Linked DNA regions of Mus musculus: regions 1 and 3 are each linked to region 2. The links are chromatin contacts, found by Hi-C or POLR2A ChIA-PET in ENCODE. All regions are on one chromosome and are shown on one strand. The core of a region is the stretch at or near the end of the contact, and the rest is flanking DNA. Distances in the headings are between cores, read along the strand shown. Region 1 holds the start of Car13 (carbonic anhydrase 13). Region 2 holds the start of E2f5 (E2F transcription factor 5). Region 3 holds the start of Lrrcc1 (leucine rich repeat and coiled-coil domain containing 1).

The links. A loop is a pair of places that touch in the nucleus more often than their neighbours do. ChIA-PET counts read pairs that join two places held with the same protein, here RNA polymerase II (POLR2A).
Region 1: POLR2A ChIA-PET joins it to region 2 with 11 read pairs in embryonic stem cell. The contact joins the promoter of Car13 here to the promoter of E2f5 in region 2. A Hi-C loop is called at or near these places in 2 of 37 maps with a recorded cell type or tissue (heart and v-Abl transformed pro-B cells). POLR2A ChIA-PET finds 5 or more read pairs at or near these places in 3 of 5 experiments (Patski and embryonic stem cell).
Region 3: a map of gastrocnemius shows a loop between it and region 2 (5-fold over the local background). The contact joins the promoter of Lrrcc1 here to the promoter of E2f5 in region 2. A Hi-C loop is called at or near these places in 10 of 37 maps with a recorded cell type or tissue (gastrocnemius, heart, left cerebral cortex and 1 more). POLR2A ChIA-PET finds 5 or more read pairs at or near these places in 1 of 5 experiments (Patski).

The regions. Positions count from the first base shown.
Region 1 is chr3:14,640,415-14,643,114 of GRCm38, forward strand. It overlaps Car13 (carbonic anhydrase 13), which reads left to right and starts at 1,313. Exons shown (of 7, transcript NM_024495.5): 1 at 1,313-1,431. The coding sequence starts at 1,395.
Region 2 is chr3:14,577,343-14,580,042 of GRCm38, forward strand. It overlaps E2f5 (E2F transcription factor 5), which reads left to right and starts at 1,329. Exons shown (of 8, transcript NM_007892.2): 1 at 1,329-1,681. The coding sequence starts at 1,478.
Region 3 is chr3:14,532,404-14,535,103 of GRCm38, forward strand. Lrrcc1 (leucine rich repeat and coiled-coil domain containing 1) reads left to right here and starts at 1,385. Exons shown (of 19, transcript NM_001163579.1): 1 at 1,385-1,619. The coding sequence starts at 1,531.

The DNA of each region.
Region 1 (2,700 bases), core at 63-2,562, 63 kb after region 2:
CTGGTTGTTATCATGTAGAAGAATGCGAATCGATCCATACTTATCTCCTTGTACTAAGGTCAAATCTAAATGGATCAAGGAACTTCACATAAAACCAGAGACACTGAAACTTATAGAGGAGAAAGTGGGGAAAAGCCTTGAAGATATGGGTACAGGGGAAAAATTCCTGAACAGAACAGCAATGGCTTGCTCTGTAAGATCGAGAATTGACAAATGGGACCTAATGAAACTCCAAAGTTTCTGCAAGGCAAAAGACACCGTCAATAAGACAAAAAGACCACCAACAGATTGGGAAAGGATCTTTACCTATCCTAAATCAGATAGGGGACTAATATCCAACATATATAAAGAACTCAAGAAGGTGGACTTCAGAAAATCAAATAACCCCATTAAAAAATGGGGCTCAGAACTGAACAAAGAATTCTCACCTGAGGAATACCGAATGGCAGAGAAGCACCTGAAAAAATGTTCAACATCCTTAATCATCAGGGAAATGCAAATCAAAACAACCCTGAGATTCCACCTCACACCAGTCAGAATGGCTAAGATCAAAAATTCAGGTGACAGCAGATGCTGGCGTGGATGTGGAGAAAGAGGAACACTCCTCCATTGTTGGTGGGATTGCAGGCTTGTACAACCACTCTGGAAATCAGTCTGGCGGTTCCTCAGAAAACTGGATATAGTACTACCGGAGGATCCAGCAATACCTCTCCTGGGCATATATCTAGAACAGTCTTCGAAGGTGAGTTTCTACTGTTCTGTAGGAGCGCACACACTTCTCTTCTCAACTCCTTCCTTCTTGCACAGTCAGAATGGCAGTAAGAGTTAAGAACCAAGAATCCAGTAAGTTTGGCTTCTTCTATGCAGGGCCAAGTCTGCAAGATGCTGGAGTAAGCAAAAAGGAATCAGAGAAGTGAGTTATGCAGATGGAAAGGCTGGAGCTGTCGGGGAAGGGAGGGCTGGCCCGGGGAGGTGAGCACTTCCTAACTAGTAGTTCTTATTTTAAGTGGTGGTTATTACAGCTATCGGCATTGATGTATGTGCATGTGTAATCACCACTGCCACCTCCATCAAGGTCCCCTGCATTTCCCAGACAAGATCTCCAACTCCAGCAGCAGCTCCTGCCTGGGTGAGTCATTTCCAGAAGGGCTTTTTCTGGGGTGGACTTCTCAGAAGGCAGGAAATCCCCATTGGAAACCTTTCTGGCTGCTGAGCACAGATCCCTTTCCCCACTCGGGCGCCCCCTGCGGGTGACGACCGTGCCCTCGGGTTTCGGGTTCCCGGGTTCGGGGTGCGGGCGGCCCCGCCCTCCACCCAGGCCCGCCCAGCTCCTTGGCGCGGGCGCCCTGCCACAGGTCCACAGTGTCCCTGCCACAGGCTCTCCATCGAGGACCATGGCGAGGCTGAGCTGGGGGTACGGCGAGCACAACGGTGAGCGCGGGCTTCCAGAGGGGGCTGATGGGGGCTTGAGGGAGCTCTGAGCCCCGTGGGGGGGTTGGGGGTCAGGGCCTGGTCCCCGCCGGCTCTCTCCAGAGTGGACGGCGGCATTCATTCAACTTCACTGGAAAAGCTCACTGCTGTCCCGAGAAAGCTTAAGAGGTCAGAAGTCAGATGACACATTTGTAAGGAAACAAGGACAACTGAGCCGCGAGAGCTCCCAGATCACTAAGTCACGGGACGCCTTCCAGGCGCTGTTGAAGCAATCTTGGTAACTTGTAATTTGCATACTGACTTGAAGTTAACTTGGGGCTTGTTCTTCAGTCTTACTTTCCTACCGTACCCATCCTTTCAGAGACCAAGGTTTAGCAAACGATTATAGAAATTATAATATGGTGTTAAATATATTTATTGATAAGCATGGCAACTTTTCTTCATCGCCTAAGTGTATTAGGGATAAGACATTCTTCTTGTTCATCGTTTGAACTGATTGCTTCAATTAATTACTCAAAAGAATTGCAAAGAAAAACTGGGAAAGCACTGATAGTCTTCAAAATGGAGTTTGTGGATAATAATATCAAAAACTTAAATTAGCATATACGTTATTGGATAATATTCTATAGTACATTTAATGAAAGTTTACGGAAAGTTTTCCCTTCTTTTATTTTATTTTCCCCCTTTTTGTGTTTTGAGACGAATCTTACTCTGTAGCTTAGTCTGGGCAGAACTTGTGGTCATCCTCTTTTCTTGGATGGAAAAAAAAAACTCGTTTCTTATTGCAGCTTATTTGAGGTCGTGATGACATTAATGTTATTTTTAAAATGACATCAGATGAAGTTTAGATTTTTATGAATGACATTTATAATTTAGATGAATTTCTTAAGCCAAAATAGCAATCTTATGTTTCATTACCTTCTAATTTGTGTGTTTGAAAGACAATCTTTACACATTTCAGTTTTGTCTCTGAAATCATTTTGTTTGTTGTTATTTGGCAGTTATTAGGTGCCAGTAGTGGTACCCTCTCTGTGGTTAGGGAGAAGGTTGTGTTAGCCAGTAGGTACTGATTGTACCCGAATAGGTACCCGAATAAGTATTGGTTTCAATAAAATTCTCCAGAAAATTTAAAATTTCAACTTAGAAAGGGCATTATAATGAGGAGTTGTTTTACATCTTGTTCATTTTTTAAATCTTAAAAAAGATTTATTCTTTTTTTAAAAAAATATGTTTATGAATTTTTGACTTGTATGTTGTGGAAGTTAGAAG
Region 2 (2,700 bases), core at 79-2,578:
AACAACCTACATTCCCTCAATCGAACAATGGATTTAAAGATAAAATAAGTGGTACATTATCACAATGGAGTATTACTCGGTTGTTTAAAAAAAAAAATGACATCATGAAATATACTGGCAAATTGATGGAACTCAAAAACCTCATCCTGAGTGAAGTAACCCAAACTCAGAAAGATGAACATGGTACATACTCACTTATAAGTGGATCTTAGCTGTAAAGTAAACATAATGCTACAATCCCCAGACCCAGAAAGACTAAGTAACAAGACAGGCTAAAGAGGGTATCTCTCTGGAAAGGGTCAGTGGAATAGAATCTGCAGGTGGATTGGGGGGGCAGACGGGGATTTTAAGTGTTGCAGCTCTGAAGGAAAATGCTTCCCCTACAGAAGTTTTGCTCCAGACGCCTGGAAAAATTTTGGTTTAAAATTGTTTTCAGGATTTACTAGTTAATGCTGTCAGTTTCTCCTCGCGTTTTGTTTTTTTGTTTTTTTTTTTCCCTACTGTTAATTTGGGCATTCTTGCATGAAGGATATGTCTTCATTAATTCCTGCCAAATGATGTTTTTAGTCACCTACTACTTGTTAAGTGTGAAGGATATTCAACAGGTGCGAATACCAAGTTGTTTAAGATCTTGGGTTTTTTTTTGTTTTTGTTTTTTGTTTTTTGTAAACTTTTATTTATTTACATTCCAAATGTTACCCCCCCTTCCAGGTAGCCCCTCCAAAAGTTCTTCATCCCATACCCCCTTCCCTTTGCCTCTGAGAGGTTGCTCCCCACACTACCCCGACCCATCTTACCCACCCAAGGTGTTGAAGATTTTAATCCTGAGTCTCAAGTTTGCAAATAAAAAATGTGGGAGCACATTTCCTCCTCTTATATCTGTGATCTTACTATCGAGCCATAGTTTACGATGTCAATAAGTCAAAAGATGCTGCGATTGTCTCAATAATAGAATTATTGGGGAGCAAAAGAGTATAATTTTGTAAAGAACACTAAAGGCAGGTAAGGAAAGAGCTGGGGGTCTACTTCCTTCACCGTCAAGGCTCAGGTGCTTCTGTTTGCAGAAAAGGCTTTGGAAAAGACTGAAGGTCAGAGTCCCAAAACCTTCCGGGACGCGGCGTTCTCCTATTTACGCGAAGATGAGCCTTACAATACTTGCACCTGATCAGGGATGAGCGCTCCAGGCCGACCAAAAGCACGCTCCGCCTGAGGGAACCCGACTGCCCCGCCCCTCCGCGGAGAGTGCGTTACTAGGCAACGCCGCGCGGCGTCACTTCCTGCCATTTAAACTCGGGCCCACCCTCGCGGCGCTGGCCGCTCGTGTGAATCCGCGCGCTCTGTGGTGCCGTGCGCGAGCCGCGCGGCTCCGGGGACTGGTGGACGCGGGGCGCGCCGTGGGCGGGGAGCGGAGTCCGCGCACCTCCTCTGCCGGTGGCGGAGCGGCTCCTCGCCAGAGGACAGCAGGGCCGCGGCGGTGATGGCGGCGGCGGAGCCCACGAGCTCTGCTCAGCCCACGCCGCAGGCCCAGGCTCAGCCGCCGCCGCATGGGGCGCCATCCTCGCAGCCGTCCGCGGCGCTCGCGGGGGGCAGCAGCCGGCACGAGAAGAGCCTGGGCTTGCTTACCACCAAATTCGTGTCGTTGCTGCAGGAGGCGCAGGACGGCGTCCTGGATCTCAAAGCGGTGAGCGGGGATGGGGAGGGCGAGGCCCGCCCGAGGGTGCTGGGTCCACCACCCCCACTGCGCCGAGACTCCGGACCCGGAGGGGCCGGGATGGATGCGGGGGCCCCACCGACCGGCCACCGCGCGGCCCTGGCCACAAAGGAGCACCCGGAGCGAGCGCCCAGGAATTCGCGCTCTGCTCTGGACTCGCTTAAGGACCGACCGCTCTGCAGAACTTCATTCCTGTTTTGAAGAACTTTCATGCCAGTTCTTCGGAATGAAAGAGGAAAAGAGAAAACTTTCCACACCTCCTCTAAAGTAGTAGTTTTTAGAAGGGGACATTCTTCATCGAGAATTAAGAATTGGGAAGTAAGATTGGATTTGTTGGCTTAATTTAGAATCTTTCTACTTTCTAGACCTGAGATTTGCGGTCACACAGAGAGGGGTCATTTTGTGCCGTTCAGACTAAGTGGTGAAATTACTTAGTAAGCTTTATCTGGTTTTATAAGGATGTTTGCTTCGTTCTTTGCTATGGTTCGGATTTTTTTCAAACAACAACGTCCATTTAAAGCAGTTCAGTCATAGTGATTTAACCGTTCCTGGCAAAACTTGGAAGGATTCCACAACGCAGGGAAAGGGGAACAGTATGGGATCGTGCGAATTAAAATTCAGCTAGTACAAGGAGGTTCAGAAAGAGCCAATACTTCAAAAATAAACAAAATTGCTAGTTTACAGTCACAGCGAATAGCCTCTTATGACTCCTCACAGCTCCTGGCTTGAAGCTATTACCATCCTCAAGACCGTGGGTGGCCAAGGCATAGGAAATAGGAGTCTTAACAGGAGAAGCCTGCCTTCCAGAACTCTGCTGAGTGTCCTGTCCTGGCCCAGTGGGAGGCGCTGGCTTGTTGGCACTTGGATTCCCCCCTTTTCCTGGGTGTAGATGCCAGTTAGTGTCGGTTCATATTTGGAAATGTTACTCCTGGGACCTTTTTCCACTTTTATTCCCCCCACCCTACCCTCACCTCTTCTTTCCCTCCTCT
Region 3 (2,700 bases), core at 135-2,634, 45 kb before region 2:
TGCTTTTGCACATTGCACACAATGGCTTTCCTAAGAGTCCCAGTGTTTTGACTTAGGTTTACGAATATATAATTTTATGTATCTTTACTTTCTTATTCAGAAACCACTCTTAAATGTTGTGCAAAATTTATTTCATAATTTCAAAAAAACTATTCCTTTCTTGGGATACCAATGTTGGCTCTAATTCATTTTCTAATAATTTCTTCAAACTTTCTTTGCAAGTCAAGCATTAATCTGGAACTATCATTGTTCAGTTATTATATTGTTTTCAAGATGAGAACACACAGCAGGCACCATTAGGACTGTGCTGTGCTGTGTCCCTATGCCTCAATTTTTAACTGTTTAAGAATCAAGGAACGTCTAGTTTCACAGAATTCACCAGAGCAGAAGGGAGAAAGAAATAAGAAAGTCAGATATAATAGAATAATTATGCCCACCAAGACCAACTGAAAGACAGGCACCCACAAATGAATTCTATACAGCTGTTATTCAGGGATAAGATTAGAAGTGGGAACGACTGTTTTCTACAAAGAGCTGCAGTGGGCTACTGAGATGTCTCCATCCTGGCCTACTGCGGGCAGTCGCTGTCATGGTATGCTGTCCCCAACAAGTTATTTATGTGGTAGCCAGGAAAACTGTATTTTGGTGGCTGTCTCCTTATCTTTGCAATGCCTTTGTGTGGCGGCTACACATCCTTGAGGCTGTAGATAGGTTGTCCCCACTGTATAAAAAACTAAAACATCAGGATATTTTCCCACACGTGTGCACTAACAAAGGTGTACAAACTCTTTGGCATCGTTAGAATATCTTTTTCAACATAGTCTGAACATCCCCTACCATTTTGTGAGATTTTCTGAAGAACTGTGGAAATAAGGTCCCTGAAAGGAGATCAGTCTATCAGTTGGGAGGGAAAGGGGGTCAACTTATGTCATGACTGTCATCACCTACCAAAGAAAAATTTTATACCACAATGGAAAAACCATTGTCTCACCAACTCTACCTTGAAACAGCCCAGTGAAGTATCTTTGGAGTGTTTGCTTTTGCAGAGGCATTGAAGAGTGTCTCTTGAGCGAATTCTTTAAAAAGCTGAACATTTTTTTCTCATCACAGGGAGACCAGCATACATAAATAAAGGCATTGCACAAATACTTAAGGATTTAACAGGAGTTCAGTGACCAAAAACGGGGAACATTACTATGTCTGCAAGATCACGTCACGAAGTATAAAAGCAAACTATTGAGAAAAACGCCTCCATATGGCAGTGGGCTATAAATAATGTTCAGTAGCCCACTCATTCCAAACCAACAAATGGAAAGGCTTTACTTTAAAGGCAGATGCCGTAAAAGTCAAGCCCTCTTTGAGCGGCGCCGTTGTCCTGCTTTGCGGCCGCGCAGGGCGGGGAAAGTGCGGCAGGCGGTTAGAGTCCTCGCCCCGCCCCTTGCTCACTCCCCGCTCCCGCTTTTGGAGGCGTGAGCAAGCTGGGACCCAGCGCTGGGCGCCGGTTAACACCCACTCCCCGTCGCGGGTACCATGGAGGCGGCGGTGTGTAGCGAAATCGAACGGGAGGATGGCGACAGCAGCTGCGGGGATGTGTGTTTCATGGACAAAGGCCTGCACAGGTAGCTGCCGCCACCCGGTTGGACCTCGGGTTGGCTGGCTTCGGAGAGCCGGGCTTGTGCAGGAAGCGGGTTCCTCCCCATCCTCCCAGCACAGTCTGGGGCTCCTCTCTGTCCCCCAGCATAGCCCGGGGTTTCTCTGTGTTCCCCCTGCACGGCCCGGGGCTTCTCTTACTCCTCCCAGCATTGCCCTGGCTTCCTCCCTGCCAAGCCCTGAATCCCTCCTGGCTCACTCAGCTGAGCTCAGGGTTCTTCCGCATCCTCTCCACAGATCCCGGGGTTCCTTTCTCTCCACCACCCAGCGCAACCTGCGGTTCTTTCTTACGGACCTGCTGAGCCCAAGCTTCCTCTTTCCCCTCTCCTCGCCCCCACTTTCGCACCCCCTAGCTGTTGCTCTTCCTGGTCTCCTTCCAGGAGCCTGAGAAGTGGGGCAAGCAGCAAGGCAAGCCTTCTCTACTCCCTGCTTACATCTCTTGCCTCAGTTCTCACCCGTTTTTAAGTTCTTTTGCATAAGACACAATCAGAGACATATCCATACAGTTGTTGAAAGTACCAAATATAACTCTTACTGACCCTGTTTTATGTTACTGAGACTGCTCAGTGGTTTTTCAGGCCCCTGGATTTTCCATACTCTGTGAGCCTTACCAGTTCAACCTAGACCCTCTCTTGTTTTTCACTGGCCAGTTAGCTATTTCTGAGATCCAGGCATTTCTGTTACAATATTCTCTGTCTTTGTTGAGGTGCCTGCTCTACTCCATCAGAACCGTGGTATTTATAATATAATGAAAACAATTTAGTCTCAGGCCTGATCTAAGGGTTGCCAACGAAGAGGTTTTTTCAAAAGAATGCTTACATTTATATTTAATAATGGTTATCGCTTTGAGGATGATGTCTATGTGAATGTTATATGTGTTATTACTAATCACCACAGCAATTATGCAGGGTCGTTTTTGTTTTGTTTTGTTTTGTTTTTCTTCTTCTAGTAAGCAATGACTCTGGGAATTTATATTTTAGATACATTATATAACTTGACAGTGTAACTAGTGAGCAAGTAAATTCAACAGTATTGATTTCTGATAGGTCA